2 separate regions of the Homo sapiens genome follow, and region 1 is linked to region 2. Evidence: chromatin loops called from intact Hi-C (ENCODE). Cell type or tissue: heart right ventricle. All regions are shown on one strand. Links, peaks and the distances in the headings refer to the core of each region. The heading gives the core; the rest is flanking DNA. Region 1 overlaps MMP17 (matrix metallopeptidase 17). Region 2 overlaps EP400 (E1A binding protein p400).

Region 1 (11,880 bases), core at 2,113-10,112, 150 kb before region 2:
ACTCTGAGCACCTACTGTATGCCCCGTCCTGAGGCAGCCGCTGTAGGCACACAGAGGGCAAAACGATGGAAAGCCCTGCCCTCGTTCTAGTCAGGCCACAGTCCACCCGCAAGTCAGGAGGAGCTGATGCCAGTGCCGTTCGGTGTGGTCAGAAATGAAGGACAATGGGGAGAGGTCTCCTTAGGGAGATGCTGTACAAGCAGAAACTAGGGAACAGTGTTCCAGCCCGGGGAACGGCCGTGCGAGGCAGGAGCAGCCCTGCCGAGTCCCAAAAACATCAAAGGGGCTGCAGCTGGAGTACCAGGGGCCTGGAGGAGGCTCGGGACAGAAGCGTGAGGGGCCGTGGCTGCTAGGGCCGGCCTGCCTCTCCCTGGTCGGCCCCGGTGCCCACCGTTCCAGGAACCACCTCGTGGCAGTGTTACAGGAAGCACTCCTTTTGCCTCCAAGTCTCCGGGAAGGGCAGGAAAGGGAGACAGTAGCAGGGGCAGGTGGGGGTGGCAGGGCTGCAGGACAGAGACCCCCATGCTGGGCTGAAACACCCGGAGTTTCCCTCACAGTCTGGAGGCCACGAGTCCGAAATCAAGGGCTAGGCAGGGTGGGTCCCCTCTGGAGGCTGTCCCAGGCCTCTCCCACATCCAGTGTCACCCTCAGCCACATCCCTCCTGCCACCGCCTCTGTCTCCACCCGGCCGTCTCCTCCCCCATCTCCGCATCTTCTCTTATAAGGAAGCCGGGCCTTGATTCAGGTCCCCTAGTCCTGTTTGTTTTTTGTTTTTTGTTTTTTGTTTTTCTGAGACAAAGTCTCACTCTGTTGCCCAGGCTGGAATGCAATGGTGTGATCTCAGCTCACTGCAACCTTCACCTCCCAGGTTGCAATTCTCCTGCCTCAGCCTCCCTAGTAGCTGGGATTACAAGGTGCCCGCCACCACTCCTGGCTAATTTTTGTATTTTTAGTGGAGACAGGGTTTCACCACGTTGGCCAGGCTGGTCTCGAACTCCTGACTTCAGGTGATCCACCCGCCTTGGTGTCCCAAAGTGCCAAGATTACAGATGTGAGCCACTGCACCCGGCCTGCCTAATCCCATCTTAACTCATCTTAACTAACACATCTGCAAAGACCCTCTTTCCAAGTAAGGTCACGTCCTGAGATTCTGGGTGGATGTGAGTTTGGAGGACGTCATTCAATCCAATGTGGCAGCCACTCCCACAGTCACGGGCGGGACCCCGTTTCCTTGCCGAGGTAAAGGGTGTTCTGCGTGTCTGTCAGGGGAACCACTTCCTGTAACTCCATCGCCTGCCCGGCCCTCAGCATTTGACTCCGTCACCCCCATCACCTGGGAGCCCTCCGGTGACTGTTCCCGGAGGCCTGATCCCTCCTGAAGGGACAGAGGCTGCAGCTACCTGGGAGGCTGAGGCAGGAGGACCACCTGAGCCAGAAGGTCAAGGCTGCACTGCACCATGATCGTGCACTGCACTCCAGCCTGGGCGACAGAGCAAGACCTTGTCTAAAAAAAAAAAAAAACCAAAATGTCACGCGCAGTGGCTCACGCCTGCAATCCCAGCATTTTGGGAGGCCGAGGCGGGCAGATTACAAGGTCAGGAAATCGAGACCATCCTGGTTAACACGGTGAAACCCCGTCTCTACTACAAAATACAAAAAATTTGCCGGGCGTGGTGGCGGGCACCTGTTGTTCCAGCTACTCGGGAGGCTGAGGCAGGAGAATGGCGTGAACCTGGGAGGCGGAGTTTGCAGTGAGGTGAGATCACACCACTGGACTCCAGCCTGGGTGACAGAGCGAGACTCCGTCTCAAAAAAAAAAAAAAAAAATCCCCAAAGACAGTACCTGGACTAAAAAAGAAAAAAGAAAATTACTTGCAAACCTCATGACCAATTGCTCCTAACCTCCCCTAGGCCACCTTGCCAAAGGCCCCAGGGTGCCCTGTAGAGCCTCCCCGAGCAGGATCCCATCACGTGCGGCTCCCCTGCCTTGCACACATTAGAAGTGTTCAGGCCGCTTCCCCCAGGTGGACCCGTCTGGCATCTCCTCCAGATCAGGTTCTGGTTTTGCACATCTGGCAGGAATGCCACCGAGGGCAGGTGTTCTGAGCCCCGAGCCGCCCTGCCTGGTGATGTTCGCTGTGGTCACCTGGATGAGGTGTGTCTGCAGGTTTCGCTACCATAAAGCCCCATTTCTGGGTGTGAGGGGTTGGTCACCTGCCAGGAGAGACTTGAGAACATGTGGGTCTCTTGCCACAGGCCGTCTCACCCCTGCTCCCCCTCTGTCCCCTGTGTCGCCTGCCCCTGCCTGGTTCCCTACCAGGCGCATCTGTCCTGGTTCCTGCTCAGCCATAGCAGGGCAGGGCCCATTGGTCCTCCCATCATCTCCTTAATCCCTCCCCCTATTTACAGACATCACAGCCCTTTCCAGTCTCCAGCAAAGGACTTTTTCTGGTCTTTTTATATTATTTTTATTTTTAATTTTATTTTACTGTATTTTTTTGAGACAGAGTCTCACTCTATCACCCAGGCTGCAGTGCAGTGGTGTGATCTCAGCTCACTGCGGCCTCGACCTCCCAGGTTCAAGCAGTTCTCCTGCCTTAGGCTCCTGAGTAGCTGAGACTACAGGCGCTCACCACCGTGCCTGGCAAATTTTTTGTATTTTTGGTAGAGACAGGGTTCACCGTGTTGGTCAGGCTGATCTCAAACTCCCGACCTCAGGTGATCCACCCACCTTGGCCTCCCAAAGTGCTGGGATTACAGGCATGAGCCACCACTCCCGGTCTGGTTTTTTGGTCGTTTTAAATTGTGGGCGTGGTGAGCACACTTTACTATTTCAGCCATTTTGAAGCCACAGCTCGGTGGCATGAAGCACGTTCACGTTGCTGTGCAGCTGTCACCTGCGTCCACCTCCCGAAGATTTCCACCTTCCCAAACGGAAACGCTGCCCCGTGAAACACGGATGCCCCGCCCCGCCCCTGGGCAGCCCCGCCCCTCCCCTGGGCACCCCCACTTCGCTTGCTGTCCCCATGGCTCTGAGTGTTCCAGGGACCCCATGTCAGTGGGACAGACAGGATCTGCCCCTCTGTGCCTGGCTCGTGTCACTCAGCGGAAGGTCCTCGGGGCTCATACACGCGGTGGCACGTGGCAGGATTTCCTTCCTGGCTGAGGCTGAGCGGCATTCCATGGCACGGACGGACTGCACCTCGTTCGCCTGCTCACTTGGGTTTCCTCTACTCTGGGCTCCTGTGAAGGACGCTGCTATGAGCGTGAGTGTGCAAACGTCTCTCCAAGACCCTGCTTTCGGTTCTTTTGGATTTATACCCAGAAGCGGGAATGCTGGATCACGTGGTAATTCTATTTTTGACGTTTTGGGGAGCCTATGTTCTGTCTCCCGCAGCGGCTGCACAATTTCATACTCCCTCCCCGGCAGCGCCCGGCTCTGCCGTCCCCATATCCTCCCGACACAGGTGACTTTCCACGTTCTTGACAGTGGGGGCGAGGGGGCGTCTCATTGTGGTTTTGAGGGCGTTTCTAGTGACGTTGACCATCTTCAAGTGCTCAATGCCATCTATATTTCTTGGGAGAAAAGTGTATTTAACGCAGGGCACGGTGGCTCACACCTGTAATCCCAGCACTTTGGGAGGCCAGGGCGGGCAAATCACCTGAGGTCAGGAGTTCGAGACCAGCCTGGCCAACATGGTGAAACCCCGTCTCTACTAAAAATACAAAAATTAGCTGGGTGTGGTGGTGGGCGCCTGTAATCCCAGCTACGCGGGAGGCTGAGGCATGAGAATCGCTTGAACCCAGGGGCGGAGGTTGCAGTGAACCGAGATCAAGTCACTGCACTCCAGCCTGGGTGACACAGCAAGACTCCGTCTCAAAAAATAATGATCATAATAATAATAGGATGGCATGTCGTGGGCCTCGGTTTGGCCCGAGTTGTTGTTTCCATCGGTAAAGGGGTGGCCGGCAGCGTCCACAGGCTGGATGGGATGGCCCGGACTGGGCACAGTAGGTGCTCACTAAGTATCCATGTGGCCCCTGTGATGTGGGGTGATTGCAGTGTGGCCGCTGTCCCATCAAGCCCAGGTGAGGGGCCAGGGCAAGGGCGGCTGACACAGGAGAAGGAAAGGCAGGAGCCTCCTGCCCTTCGGGGTGGGGCCGAGCCCCGGCCCACAGCTGTTTCTCTCGCCCCCAGGAGACAGGTACTGGGTGTTCAAGGACAATAACGTAGAGGAAGGATACCCGCGCCCCGTCTCCGACTTCAGCCTCCCGCCTGGCGGCATCGACGCTGCCTTCTCCTGGGCCCACAATGACAGGACTTATTTCTTTAAGGACCAGCTGTACTGGCGCTACGATGACCACACGAGGCACATGGACCCCGGCTACCCCGCCCAGAGCCCCCTGTGGAGGGGTGTCCCCAGCACGCTGGACGACGCCATGCGCTGGTCCGACGGTGAGTGCCAGCTGGGGGGACGGGCCATGCGGCCTTGGTTTCCCCACCAGGAGAGGGGCATCACTACAGGGCAGCCAAGAGGTTCCCTGAAAGGAGGACGGCCCCGGTCGGTGTGGGCTCTGAGGGTCCCAGCCCCTCGCCTGGAGCTGCCGACCCTGCAGGCGTCCCCGAGTCGCTCCCCGAAGGCCTGGCCCACGAGCTGCCCTTGTTCTCCCCGCCCTCAGCACTCCCTCGCCCCTGCTGCTCCCCCAGCCACGCTCCTGCCCCAGGGCCTTGGCACTGGCCATGCCTCGTCTGGGCACACTTTCCTGAGATGTCCACACAGCCCCTCCCTCGCCGGCCCCAGCCCTGCCAAACGCCCTCCTGGGCATCACCCCTGCCACGTCCCACAGTGTAGAAGAAACCTCCCCACAGGGTCAGCTCCAGGGACGGCAGCATCCTCTGTTTTGTTTTCAACGCTGCATCCTTGTCACCTGGAACAGCCCTGCACAGAGTGGGCCCTCAATAAATATCCAGTAAGGGAAAGAGACTCTGAGGGTCTCCTGGTCCATCCCCTGCCCCAGCAGGCTCCTCTGGAGCTTCCCAGGCCTGTGACCATGCCTGCAGAGCTGCCCACAGCTGAGCAGATGCTGACCCCATCTCAGATATTATCTGGGCACCCCCTGCCATCTAGCACGAGCCGCCCCCCACCAGCCGTCTGGTCTGACCCCCCACTGCAGTCTTGTGCAAGCCCCCTGCTGTCTGGCCCGACTCGAGCCCCTTCCGCTGCAGCCCTCCCTGAGCCCAACGCTCCCTCCTCGCTGTCCGGCTCGAGCCCCTCCTGCTGCAGCCCTCCCCTGAGCTCAGCTCTCCCTCCTCTTCTCAGGTGCCTCCTACTTCTTCCGTGGCCAGGAGTACTGGAAAGTGCTGGATGGCGAGCTGGAGGTGGCACCCGGGTACCCACAGTCCACGGCCCGGGACTGGCTGGTGTGTGGAGACTCACAGGCCGATGGATCTGTGGCTGCGGGCGTGGACGCGGCAGAGGGGCCCCGCGCCCCTCCAGGACAACATGACCAGAGCCGCTCGGAGGACGGTTACGAGGTCTGCTCATGCACCTCTGGGGCATCCTCTCCCCCGGGGGCCCCAGGCCCACTGGTGGCTGCCACCATGCTGCTGCTGCTGCCGCCACTGTCACCAGGCGCCCTGTGGACAGCGGCCCAGGCCCTGACGCTATGACACACAGCGCGAGCCCATGAGAGGACAGAGGCGGTGGGACAGCCTGGCCACAGAGGGCAAGGACTGTGCCGGAGTCCCTGGGGGAGGTGCTGGCGCGGGATGAGGACGGGCCACCCTGGCACCGGAAGGCCAGCAGAGGGCACTGTCCGCCAGGGCTGGGCAGGCTCAGGTGGCAAGGACGGAGCTGTCCCCTAGTGAGGGACTGTGTTGACTGACGAGCCGAGGGGTGGCCGCTCCAGAAGGGTGCCCAGTCAGGCCGCACCGCCGCCAGCCTCCTCCGGCCCTGGAGGGAGCATCTCGGGCTGGGGGCCCACCCCTCTCTGTGCCGGCGCCACCAACCCCACCCACACTGCTGCCTGGTGCTCCCGCCGGCCCACAGGGCCTCCGTCCCCAGGTCCCCAGTGGGGCAGCCCTCCCCACAGACGAGCCCCCCACATGGTGCCGCGGCACGTCCCCCCTGTGACGCGTTCCAGACCAACATGACCTCTCCCTGCTTTCTAGCGGCTCGGCTGGGCTCCCTGGTGCTCCAGGGCCATGGGAGTGGGTACCCTCGGGCCTCAAGGGGCTTGACCCTGACCAGGGGCCCACGCACCTGCACTTGGGGTGGGGGCTTCCCAGGAGGTCTCGGCAGTCGCATTCCTCCTTGTTCATCAGCCCGTCCCGCGCTGTCTCTTCCAGTCCTCGTGCCCCGAGGAGTCCCCACGCCCCTGTCACAGATGGGAGAGTTGAGGCCCAGCGGGGGATGAGCCTCAGTGCTACAGGCAGGGGCATCACGGGCGGGCGGGGCGCCAGCTGGCCCAGTGAGATCTGAGTGTGGGAGGTGCCCGAGGAAAGGCATCAGTTGTTGGGTGAGCCACTTGGGACGCTGTCTGCCCCGCAGCACTAGACCATGATGCCCGGCCGAGCACCGGGACCTGGGTGCGCCCAAGAGGGAGGGTAGGTGCTCCCTGCGCAAGAGGGAGGGAGGGTGCTCCCTGCAAGGGGCTGATTCTAGCTCCAGCCACTCTGTCACTTGCTCCCTTTGCTCCCAGCCTCCAGATCCACAGCGGAGTCCCTCAGCCTGCCCCCACTCTGGCCGGCGAGTGACGCGTCTGTCCTGCAGTACCCTCTTGTTCAGAGGGTGCAGCCGATGCCACTCTGCAGGGCCCAGTCCTCCCGCTGGTGCACAGTCCTCTGGTCTCTGCGGCACAGACGCACCCCGGGCCACAGGTTCGGGGCCTCAGGCTCTGGCTCACCAGCATCTGCCCTGGGCTGTGGAGGGCCCGGGTGCCCCCTCAAACGTGACTCAGTGAGGATGAGGAGGTGGCCGTTGGACTGTGGGGGATTCACTCCCACATAGCAGGAAGTTCCTGACCACAGGCCCAGCATAGGGAGCGGCTGGGGCCACCCAGGGTGCAGATGAGGCTTCCTGGCACCCAGGAGCCAAAGCCCACAGCCCCCTTGTCCCATCCCAGGGATGGCACCCATCCCAGGATGAGGCTGCCAGGGCCGGGCAGGCAGGCCCCAGGCCAGGCCTCATGGAGCCGGGCCACCTCCCCGTGAAGAGAGGCCACATCCTCATGGAGTCCAGCCGTGTCCTCTGTCCCCCGCCTGTTCACCATCTGCTCCCTGGAGCAGGAGGAGTCCCTGCCTGTCAGACCAGTCTGTGGAAAGACCGACCTCCCTCCTGTCTGTCGGGGACACTGGCTCTGCCCTGCACCAAGTGGTGTTTCCTCATCACGCTTTGTTGCCCAGCAGCCTGTGGGGTGAATTCCCCCGTGCAGCTGGCCCAGCCCCGTGGTCCCCACGTCCTGGGTCGTGCCCCAGTGCAAAGCCGGCTGTGGGCCTTGTCTGCTGAGTCGGGCTCTCACGTTGGCAGGGCTCACTGCGGTTTTGAAGTCCAAACTCTCCGTCATAAGCCTCTTCTGCCGGTCCTATCTCTGGTGAAGAGGTGAACCGTAGGCGGGGCAGGGGGGCTGCTCTGAACTTGCCTCTCCATGCTGCAGCCCACCTCCCTCTGGCAGTGGGGTGGCCGTGCTGGGTCCTGGGGCAGGGCCTGGAGCCCCGCCAGCCCATGACGCATTTCATGAGCCCCCACCTTTTGATATGCACATGCAGCTGAGGCTACCCTGACCCCACATTCAAAGTCGGAAATCCCCAAAACCCAAGACCTTTTGAGCACTGATGGGCTCGGGGTGCACACAGAACATTTGGGATTTCACTTTTTTTTTTTTTTTTTTTTTTTTTGAGACAGAGCCTGTCGCCCAGGCTGGAGTGCAGTGGTGAGATCTCAGCTCACTGCAACCTCCGCCACCCAGATTCAAGTGATTCTCCTGCCTCAGCCTCCCGAGTAGCTGGGATTACAGGCAGGCACCACCACGCCTGGCTAATTTTTGTATTTTTAGTAAAGACAGGGTTTCAGCATGTTGGTCAGGCTGGTCTCGAACTCCTGACCTCAGGTGATCCACCCGCCTCAGCCTCCCTGAGGTGAGGCTAGGATTACAGGCATGAGCCAACACACCTGGCCAAGTGGCAGTATTTGAAAAAAGAAAAGCAGAGAAAAATGCTCAACCTGTAAGTATAATGCAAATATAGTGTCCAAACTCCAAACAATCTGAGCTCCAAAACACTTTTCTGGTCCTGCGCGTCTCGGATGAGGAACACGCGGGCAGGGCGTGTTGTTTTGTGGAAAGGATCTCATGTTCATAGAAAGCTGCACCCGCAGCATGAGAGTCCTCTGCATCCTTTGGGAGGCGCTGACCACCCTGAGCTCGCTTCTGTGTCTCCTGGAACGCAGGTGTCCTCCCAAGGTCAGAGTTGGGAAAGACACGCAGCCAGTGGATCTCAGATCAGAGGATGCTGCAGGGACAGACCTCACCCAGGGCAGCCTTCTTTGGCCCGGCACAGCTCCCGGGCCTTCCCCGACCCCTGTGACCTCGCACCTATGAGGGCTGCCGGCCCGTCCTTCTGTGGTCCATGCCCCCGGCCTGTCCGCCTGCACCTTCCTCGTGATGGGACCTCGGTTCTGTGTCTTCAGCAGGCAGTTTTCCATCTTCGCCTGAGTCACCATCTAAACACCTGGAGACTTCACGTGACGTTCTGGATTTTCAGAGTCACTGCTTATACCTCAGGCTGTGCTGGCCCAACTTGGAGAAGCTGTGCCCCCAGGCCCAGGAGGCAGGGCATCGCCAGCCCACAGCCACAGTCAAAACCCTCCGAAGGAGGTCAGAGGACCCACGCCACCCCAGTGAGGGGCAAGGACCTCTTCCCTTCTTCCTTCCACCCCAGGGAGGTCAGCCTGGAGGCCCAGGGTCTCTCTTGAGCCACACGGCCGGGCCAAGGCACTGGCTGCCCTTAGCGTGACCCAGGCTTTTGACCAAAAACACACAGCCCCATGGGTGCTATACAACGCCTCTGCATGGGAGACCTCCGAGGCCAGGACACACCCTCTCCAGCTCCCATGATACAGGAAGGGAAACTGAGGCACGGTGTCTTAGCTCAGCTTGCCGTGACAGGCTGCTGTAGACCATGCGGCTTCCACATGGGTGACCTCTGAGGCCAGGACACACCCTCTCCAGCTGCCGTGTTACAGGGAGGGAAACTGAGGCACGGTGTCTTAGCTCAGCTTGCCGTGACAGGCTGCTATAGACTGTGCGGCTTCCACACAGGCATTTGCTTTCCCACCAATCTGCAGGAGTCTGAGGTCAGGATGCCGGCAGGGTCAGGTTCTTAGAGGCCCGCTTCCTGGTTCAAAGCCAGCACCTTCTCACTGTGTCCTCACAAGCCCGAGAGAGAAAGTGCTGGTCCCTTCACCCCCTACCAGGGCACCAATCTCATTGTGGGGGCTCCGCCCTCACGACCTCATCTAACCCAAATCGCCTGCCAAAGGCCCCCTCCTAACACCATCACACTAGCGGTCATGGTTTCAAAATGTGACTGGTGGCCGGGCACGGTGGCTTATGCCTGTAATTCCAGCACTTTTGGAGGCCAAAGTAGGAGGATCGCTTGAGCCCAGGAGTTCAAGACCAGCCTGGGCAACACAGCAAGACCCCATCTCTACTAAAAACTTAAAAACCACACACACACGCACACACACACACACACACACAAAGATGTCTGAGGAGACACAGACATTCAGTGCATAACATCCAGGGTGGATGGGCCAAGGCTGCCCGGTGGGTGGGTGGCCCCAGATCCCAGCCGCACCTGTCCCTCCCTGCCACCCTCCTGGCCTCCTTCAGAAACCCTGTGGGGAGTGGATTGTGGGGGCTTAGGAGGCTCTGGCGGGAGGCAGATCACCCCAAAGCAGCATGAGTGACAGCTAAGATGCCGGGCCTGCCCTGCGATCTGCGACTGCAAACTCACTGAATCCTGGCAGCGACACTGAGCGGAGGGACTGGGTTACTTCTGTTTCCCAGATGAGGAAACTGAGGCCCAGAGCTGGCAGAGAGCTGTCCGAGCCCAGGTGTTCAGGGAGGGGCGGAGCCAAGTGTGAAGCCAGCGGGCACACTCTGAGGTCGGGCTGAGAGCAGCACTCCCTTGCCCAGGCGGAGGGACCGCAGGTAGCAGGACACTCTCGTGGGAATCCTAAGGACGCCAGAGCACACCGCTCCGGGGCAGCCGAGCTGGACCCACAGGTGTGACTACAGCGCAAGCCAGGGCCGCCCCTCCCAGCTCCCGGGCCGTTTTTAGGGCGCCGTGGCTGCAGCGGGGCGGCTGGCTCTGGGCTGCTTCACCCCAAGCTGTGATGGGCCAGGGTGGCTCTGCACCCCGCCCCCCTGAGCCCAGGCCAGGCAGGCAGGACCCCCGCTGCGGCTGAGAAATGGGAGGAGCCGAGGAGACAGAGCCACTGCTGGCCACACTCTCCACCTCCACCGGGTCAGGGTCCTTCCACCGTGACTGCAGGACAGGACCCCCACGGCTTCTCCACTTAACAGCAGCAGGATCCTTGCCTTCTCGCTCGCTCTGTCACCCCCAGTCTGTTTCTCTGTCTCTGCCTCTCTCTGTCTCTGTCTGTATCTCTGTCTGTCTCTCCAACTCAGTCTCTATCTTTCTCTCTCCTTGTCTCTCTGTATCTCTGTCCCTCTCCCTGTCTCTTGTCTCTCTGTCTCTCTCCCTGTCTGTCTCTCCTTGTCTCTGCCTGTCTCTGTCTCTATATCTCTGTCTCTCCATCTGTCTCTCTCCCTGTCCCTGTCTCTCTCTGTCTCCCTCCCTGTCTCTGTCTCTCTGTCTCTATCTCTGTCTCTCTCCCTGACTCTCTCTCTCTGTGCCTCTCTGTCTCTGTCTCTCCTTGCCTCTGCCTCTCTGTCTCTATATCTCTGTCTCCCCATCTGTCTCTGTCTCTCTGTCTCTATCTCTGTCCCTCTCCCTGTCTCTGTCTCTCTCCCTGTCTCTGTCTCTCTGTCTCTCTCTCTCTGTCCCTCTCCCTGTCTCTCTGTCTCTGTCTCTCCTTGTCTCTGCCTGTCTCTGACTCTATGTCTCTGTCTCTGCATCTGTCTCTCTCTATCTCCCTGTCCCTGTCTCTCTCTCTGTCTCTCTGTCTCCCTCCCTCTCTCTGGAGGTTGCCTGGCCTCCGCCGCTGGTCTCCCCTGCACTTGCACCATGGTGGGGGGCCTGGCTTGCTCCTGTCGTATGGCAGTTGGCGCTGGCTCTGGCAGGAGCCTCCATGGGGCCTGGGCTCCTCCCAGCACTCGGCTGGTGCCATGCAGGTGCCTGCATTTCTGTCACTCTTTTTTTTTAGACGGAGCCTTGCTCTGTCACCCAGGCTGGAGTGCAGTGGTGTGATCTCGGCTCACTGCAACCTCCGCCTCCCGGGTTCAAGCCATTTTCCTGCCTCGGCCTCCTGAGTACCTAGGATTACAGGCACAGGCCACCACGCCTGGCTAATTTTTGTATTTTTAGTAGAGAAGCTTTCACCATGTTGGCCAGGCTGGTCTTGAACTTCTGACCTCAAGTGATCCACCCACCTCGGCCTCCCAAAGTGCTGGGATTACAGGTGTGAGCCACCACGCCCGGCCTTCTGTCACTCTTTATTTGCTCAACGAACACCTATTAAGCCACAGGCACTGTTCCAGGTGCTGGGGCCACAGCCTTGAACCAAACAGGCCAAATCCTTAATCTTGTGAAATCTTCTGTAAATCTTCCTGTATTCCAGTGGGGAAAAAAGGCAGCCAAGCAGATGGGGCTGTACCTGTGAGAGTGTGTCACCCGTGGGTGGAGTGTGCAGTGAT
Region 2 (8,000 bases), core at 1-8,000:
GTGGAAGCGAATAATTATAAAGGTCTTCATCCTCGTCATCTTCACGTTGAGTAGGATGAGGAGGGAGTGGGGGAGGGGGAGGGGAAGGGGTTGGTCCTGCTGTGGATAAAATCTGCATGGAAGAGGACCCTCACAGTTCCAACCCAAGTTGTCCACCGATCAGCTATACGTCATTTTGCTCAAAGTTACAATTTCTAAGAACCAACCTATTGATGATGTTTAGTGAGGACTTACTGTAGTTGAATTTGTCAATCTTGTTCACAAAGATATATCATCTAAAATTTTTCTGCTTTTACTCTTAGGTTGTGAAATGAGTGCAGTTTCCTTTTTTTCCCCAAAATGCATATTTGGAAAGCCATATTGAAAAGCCTATCTTTTCCCCACTGATCTTAAGTGCCAGCTCAGACGTAAAACAGGTTTCCTTCTATGCATGGCTCTTTCTGGGATCTTTATTCTTTTATTGGCAAATTTGTACCAGTCTGTACTGATACCACACTGTCTTTCTTACTATAGCTTTATAATAGTTCTTGATGTCTGGTTAGGTAAGTTCTTCTGCCTTGCTCTGTGTTAGGAGGATCTTGTCTATTTGGGGACTATTTCAGAAACATGCTAGAATCAGCTCATCAAGTTTCACAGAAAAACCTATTGGGAGTTTTGATTAGAATTTAATTGCATTAATGGATGTTTTGTGAGAATTGCTGTCTTTATGAAGTTCAGCCTTTCCAGTCTATGATCAAAATATAGTTCTCCCCTTCACTTAGGTCTTCCTAAATAGCTTTCCATAAAATTTCATGATTGTGTCTCTTTTGTTAGATTTAATTCTAGGTACTATATATTTTTAAAAGTTGTGCTAAATGGTATATTTTCTAAAATTATATTTTAAATATATTGCTGGTATGTGTCAGTACAGTTGATTTTATTTCTCTTATACTCAGCAACTTTTCTGAACTCTGTTTGTTAATTCTTTGTATACAGTCTTGTATACAAAGACTTTGTATACAGTCTTGTATACAAAGACTTTGTATACAGTCTTGTATACAAAGACTTTGTATACAGTCTTGTATACAAAGACTTTGTATACAGTCTTGTATACAAAGACTTTGTATACAGTCTTGTATACAAAGACTTTGTATACAGTCTTGTATACAAAGACTTTGTATACAGTCTTGTATACAAAGACTTTGTATACAGTCTTGTATACAAAGACTTTGTATACAGTCTTGTATACAAAGTCTTTGTATACAGTCTTGTATACAAAGTCTTTGTATACTTCTCTGAAGAGTTTTTCCTTTATAATCCTTGTTCCTTTTATACTACTTTTTCTTGCCGTTTTGTGCTAGGTAGGACTTTCAGTAAAGTGTTGAGTTCGTGCTAGTGGTGGACAACATTGGCTTGTTCTTGCTTTGAAAGAGAGCACTTTCAGTAGAAAGGCAGATTATTAGAGTTTTGAGTCATAACTGCATGGTTCAAACCTAATGTTTGTTGCCTACTGACCCCACGGCCTCGGTCAGGTTGTCTGAGCTCTCCGTGGTGTTTTTCTCAGTTGTAAATGGGATAACCAGTGTTCTTCTGAGGATTTGCAGTGCGTGGAAGCCTTGGCCTGACGTGTCCTACGGTGTGCTCTTCACTGCTGCTCTCAGGATGACTATGATGATACCTTTAATGTTTCATAAATGGACATAGTGTATAGGGTTCTTGTAGATATTTTTATAAGATTAGTGAAGTTTGTATCTATTCTTCAGTGTTTATGTTGTAGGTGGGTATTGCATGCTTTGTTTGTTTGTTTTGACAGTCTTGCTCTGTCGCCCAGGCTGGAGTGCAGTGGCACGATCTCAGCTCACTGCAACCTCCGCCTCCTGGGTTCAAGCGATTCTCCTGCCTCAGCCTCCTGAGTAGCTGGGATTATAGGCACCAGCCACCATGCCTGGCTATTTTTTATATTTTTAGTAGAGATAGGGTTTTACCGTGTTGCCCAGGCTGGTCTCCAACTCCTGACCTCAGGTGATCTGCCCACCTGAGCCTCCCAAAGTGCTGGGGTTACAGGCTGAGCCACCGTGCCTGGCCCTCATACATTAAATTGAGGAATATGACTTTTTCTTTTCTTCATAGTCAATTATGATAGTCAAATTTTCTAGGAATTTCTTTATTTCATCTACATTTTAAAATTTATTGGCATACATTGTCAATAATTTCTCCTTACAGTGTTTCCGATCTTGGCTGTGTTTGTATGTATGTCCCTTCTTTCTCCTAATACTGTGTATTTATGCCTGTTTTCTTGATAGTCTTGTCAAAAGTTTGTCAGATTCTTTTTTTTTTTTTTTAATCTGGCGCCTGTATATTGTTTTCTGTTTTGTTTCTGCTCGTAGTATTTCTTTTTTAAAAACATCTTTTTCTGAGTTTTTAACTTGGATGACTAGCTTCCTAATTTTCATCAGCTCATTAATATAAACATTTAAGGGTCTGAATTTTTCCGTAATACTGCTTTAGCTGAATATCATATTTATTATTCAGTTTTAAATATTTTCTGATTTCCCCTGTATATATATTTTATTGACCCATGAGTTATTTAGAAGGATGTTTCTTAATTTCCAAACAATACAGGGTTTTCAATATATATTTTTATTATTATTCTACATTAATTGCATTTTGATCAGACAGAAGATGTATGGGATTCTCACTGACCTGGATTTTGTTGAGGTAGGTTTTGAATGGACCAGTTTATAAACATTCCATACATGCTTTAAAACAACATGCATTCATCAGGTTATGGTACAATTCTCTCTCTCAGTCCACCAGGTAGAACTTGTTGATTGCATTATCCAGTTCTTATCCTTACTGATTTTTGTCTTCTTGCTCTATCAATTACTGAGAGAAGTATGTTAAAATGTTCCATTATGATAATGAGTACCTATTTCTCCTTAAGTTTCTGTCAGTTTTCATTTTATGTATTTTGAGACTATGTTAGTATGTGCATATATAGGTTTAGAATTGTTATCCTATTACGTCATCAGTTTTACTTGATTCTAGATAATTTTATCACATCTGTGTTCTATTTTATGAATTCTCTTTTAAGCTCTTCCTAGTCTTTTGTTAACCCATTGATTAAGTGTTAAATTCCAGTTACCAGTTTGTTTTAAGACATTCCCAATGGTTTTTTAGAAAACCTACATGAAATTTTAAAATTATCTCTTGCTCTGTATTCAGACTTTCAGTCATCTCTTTTATTTCTTCAAATATGAAATTTTATAATCTCTGCCTAATAATTGCATGGGTGATGTTTTTGCAGGTCTGATTCTGCTGTCGTTTATGAATCCTGGTTTCTGCTGATGGTACATTGTTTCCTAGCGTACTTTGTGATTTTTGACAATTTATTGGTGTAGGGACCAGCCCCACAGGGTCGGTGGGTTTCTTCCCACCGTGTGTGGAGACGAGAGATTGTGGAAATAAAGACACGAGACAAAGAGATAAAAGAAAAGACAGCTGGGCCCAGGGGACCACTCCCACCAAGACGCGGAGACTGGTAGTGGCCCCGAATGTCTGGCTGCGCTATTATTTATTGGATACAAAGCAAAAGGGGCAGGGTAAATAGTGTGAGTCATCTCCAATGATAGGTAGGGTCACGTGGGTTACGTGTCCACTGGACAGGGGGCCCTCCCCTGCCTGGCAGCCGAGGCAGAGAGAGAGAGACAGCTTACGCCATTATTTCTGCATATCAGAGACTTTTAGTACTTTCACTAATTTTGCTACTGTTATCTAAAAGGCAGAGCCACGTGTACAGGATGGAACATGAAAGCAGACTAGGAGTGTGACCACTGAAGCACAGCATCACAGGGAGACGGTTAGGCCTCCGGATAACTGTGCGTGGGCCTGACTGATGTCAGGGCCTCCACAAGAGGTGGAGGAGTAGAGTCTTCTCTAAACTCCCCACAAGGAAAGGGAGACTCCCTTTCCCGGTCCGCTAAGTAGCAGGTGTTTTTCCTTGACACTGAGGCTACAACAGGCGTCTTCCCAGATCCTGGCGTTACCGCTAGACCCAGGAGCCCTCTGGTGGCCCTGTCCGGGCATAACAGAAGGCTCGCACTCTTGTCTTCTGGTCACTCCTCACTATGTCTCCTCAGCTCCTATCTCTGTATGGGCTGGCTTTTCCTAGGTTATGATTATAGAGCGAGGATTATTATAATATTGGAATAAAGAGTAATTGCTACAAACTAGTGATTAATGATATTCGTATATAATCATGTCTATGATCTAGATCTAGTATAACTCTTGTTGTTTTATATATTTTATTACACTGGAACAGCTCGTGCCCTCGGTCTCTTGCCTCGGCACCTGGATGGCTTGCCGCCCACATATTGGAACTTCATTGTGGAAGTTACTTTAGGCCTGACAGTGAAGGAGTTTCCTCTAGAGAGAGTTTCTGTTAACTTCTGATCTGTGTTCTTTTGTAAAGCATGTCTCTTGTAAACAGCATATAGTTGGTCTTCTCTGCCCTACAGTTTATTCTAATGTCCCTATGTCTCTAAATTGGAGTGTTTAGTACATTTGTATTAAATTTAAGCCTGTTCTATTAATAATTGGGCCTAGATCTATCCTAATTTTAAAATTTATCTTGTATTTTCTCACCTGTTCTTTAGTCAATCTCTTTATGGTTAAAGCATCAGGCAAGTATTTACAAATTATTTCATTTCCTCTTCTCTGTTAGCTTTCTGTATTCTTGTTGTAGGGGCTATCTGATTATGGTGCGCATTCTTGACTTACTAGATATCCTATTAAATTAGCGCTGTATACTCTGTGGGGCAGAGTTTGGGAGCAGCCTTGCTGGGTGGTTGTGGCACAGGTCTCCTGTGAAGATGGTTTTCAGAAGGCTTGATGTAGCAGGCTGGAGGATGCCATTCCAGGCTGGTTCATTCTGCCAGCTGATGGGCTCTGGTTGCATGCTGAGGGCAGGCTGAGTGTCCTCCTGACCTGGGGCTGGTGTCCGAGAGCAAATATCCATGAGGGAGCAGGATAGACACTGTAGTATCTTTTGTAGCTGAGTCTTGGAAGTCACCTACGGTCATTCTCACATATGGTGGTCACACCGGTCAGGCCAGGTCAGTGTGGGAGAGACCAGGAGTGAACACCAGGAGGTGGGTTCCTGGGGATCCCATTGTCTTTATGGTGTCGAGCTGAATCCATGAGCAGAGCCTCTCATTGGGTCAAGGCTTCTTCATGGTCTTCAGGAACCTCTTAGAGCTTTCTTCACAGAGATGTGGAATTTTTGAAAGTTTAATTCTAAGTATATTTAGCTCTTCATGTCCATGGGTTTCAAATCCATGAATTTGATCAACTACAGATAGAAAATATTTACCAAAAACAAAACAAAGCAAAACAGTAAAAAATAAGAACACAGCTGGGTGTGGTGGCTCACACCTGTAATCCTGGCTGCTTGGGAGACTGAGGCAGGATGGTCACTTGAGCCCAGGAGTTCAAGTTCAGCCTGGGCAACATAGCAAGACCCCATCTCTAAAAGAAATATTAAAAAAAAAAAAAACAGCCAACCAAAAAAACCCCCCAAACCAAATAAGCCAAAATAACAGTACAACAATTACAAAAAAGATACCAAAAAAATGTGTAACAACTATTTACATAGCATTCACATTGTATTAGGTATTATAAGTAACCTAGAGATTATTTAAAATATATGAGAGGATGTGTATAGGTTACGTGCAAATATACATTACTTTATATAAGGGACTTGAGCATCCTTGGATTTTGGTATCGAAAGGGGCCTTGGAACCACCTTCTCAGGGATACTGAGGGACGACTGTATTTAATTTTCTGTCTAAACAGGTTTTTTTTTCTTCGATTTCATTTTCTAACTCATTTCCATATGTGGAGGCTGATTTCTGTGTATTGTTTGTTCTGAGACACCTTACAGAATTATCTTCTTACTGGAAGTTTCCAGTGGTTTGGCTTGTTTTTCCTACTTACATATAGCATCATATGCTGTAGTGGTGCATCCCAGCATTTCGCTCTGGAAGCATCAGACAGACAGGAAAGGTGAAGAACCTTGTTAGGAACATCATGGACACACCACCTGAATTCCACAGCCAACACTTACTTTCACTGGGCTCCATTAGGTCTATGTCCATCAAGCCAGTGTGGCAAATATTTAACATCCTGAGCAAATGAATTCAAAAAGTGTTTTGCTAGTCCCAAGTGGACAGTGCCTTTAACATGGTCCTTGTAGGGTGCTTGTCCATGGCATTTGTTGTTTTGGCTCAACAGTCTTTGACATAAAATACAGATGCAAACAAGCTCACATATCACAAGTACACAGCCCAACTAAAGGGTTTTCCCCTGTTAGATCTACCACTGTGTGAACATTCTTTGAACAGAAATCTGGGTTCACATTTCTGTCATTCCTCTGGATAGACTCACTAAAAGGGGAAATGATGAGGTTGAGGGCATTGGATTCCAAAGCCCTTCAGCTTTCCGTGTTGATTTCCAGAAAAATCCAGCCAGTTTATGCCATTATCAGCAGCATGTGGGAGTATCTAATTCATAATAATTTCCCAGTGTTATGATTTTAAGGTGGTTGATAATTTGGTACTTAACAAATTGTGCACTGATTTCCAGGGATGATTAATGAAAAAACATTTTATTGCCCTTTACACTTTTATGTATGTAACAGCTTCATATCCTTTGCCCACTGTTATTGGGGATTTAATTAATGTGTGGTATTTTTTTTTAAGCAATTAGGGTGAGTGTTTTATAAAAAAAGCTTAATTATGTTTTATTATACTTTTTAACATTTTTGCTTTTTGTTTCTTCATTTGATATTTTGTATTTTTATATATCATCTTCATCAGTTATTTCCTATCAATGGTGTTCACTTTTTACATTTTTATTTATTAGTCTATACTGTTACTGTTCATTTAGATTATTTCAGATATTTTAAATCTTTTGTGAATACAATTGAGTTTCTTTCAAAGATTCTCATCTTTATAGAGAAAATATTTTATACTTTTAAAAATTTGCATAAATTTCAGGGGTGCAAGTACAGTGCTGTTTCCTGGCTGTACTGTGTAGTGGTGAAGTCTGGGTCTCTGGTATGTCATGACCCAAATGTGTGTTGCACCTACTAAGTAATTTCTCATCATTCCCCTTGCATCCCCCAACAAAATATTTTACACCTTTTATCAGTAATGGGCAACCATTTTAGTTTTTAGAAAAAACAAGTGTGCTTTTAGACAATATAATCTTTTTCCAAGGAGTGATCTAAAGCTGGAAAAAGGAATACATGTGAGAGGGAGCCCCTTGCCCTTCTTACCGTGGTTCTCCTGGCTGCTGCTCCTTCCCAATTTAAATTACAGTTGTTGTTATAAAGTAACAGCCCTTCTGCCCGCAACCCTCTGCAGCTGAGCTGCCCCTCCTGGACCTGATGAAGCTGTACGAAGGCGCCTTCCTGCCGAGTTCTCAGTGGCCCCGGCCGAAGCCTGATGGGGAGGACACAAGCGGAGAGGAAGGTGCGCTCCCAGCCTTTGGAAGAATTCAGGGTTAAAAGCAGAAGCCGGAGTACTTACAAAGACTTAAAATAAGATTTAGAAAATTTCTTTTAGTTTGATAAAATAAAAAATTAGAAATATTTAATAAGTATCTTTATATTGAATAGAATTTTATTAAATTCCGTGCTTTTAATTTATTAACCTGGCACAGTTATCGGGGCACTTGATCATGTTGTGAAGGATGTAAAAATATTTTTCTCTAGATTTATAAACATCATTGTTTTATGGACCTAGATATATTTATTCAGGCTGTGCTGTGTTTGTTCAACACACCAGTTTTGAGTAGTTTATTTTACTTGGTATTAGACTTTCTAAACAGATGCACAGAGCATACCAGAAAAGGTCTGCCTTTCCTGCTCTCATTCCAGTTGTTGGGACAGTTAGACACCTGCATGCGAGTTGGGGAGTGGCCCACAGGAGCCTTGGGGAGGTCAGGCCTTACCAGACCCC

Evidence for each region. Hi-C counts contacts between places; a loop is a spot of excess contacts. Peaks named below come from ENCODE experiments on the same cell type or tissue, not always from the same donor. Only the 100,000 strongest peaks of a DNase experiment are listed, where the experiment ranks them.
Region 1: it touches region 2 in a loop (26-fold over the local background); 37 of 110 quality-filtered maps call a loop at or near these places.

The regions. Positions count from the first base shown.
Region 1 is chr12:131,845,604-131,857,483 of GRCh38, forward strand. MMP17 (matrix metallopeptidase 17) reads left to right here. Exons shown (of 10, transcript NM_016155.7): 9 at 4,199-4,456; 10 at 5,322-6,168. The coding sequence ends at 5,671. Among named protein-coding and RNA genes, the nearest start is that of MMP17, 23 kb to the left of the region's middle. RefSeq lists enhancers at 5,844-6,013, 10,331-10,882. In heart right ventricle, for the core only: no CTCF peak of the experiment used is centred there; a DNase peak (open chromatin) is centred at 5,818; H3K27me3 peaks cover 2,245 bases.
Region 2 is chr12:131,997,674-132,005,673 of GRCh38, forward strand. It overlaps EP400 (E1A binding protein p400), which reads left to right. Exons shown (of 53, transcript NM_015409.5): 13 at 7,404-7,511. Among named protein-coding and RNA genes, the nearest start is that of SNORA49, 30 kb to the right of the region's middle. In heart right ventricle, for the core only: CTCF peaks have their summits at 4,053 (motif pointing left) and 4,259; a DNase peak (open chromatin) is centred at 4,028.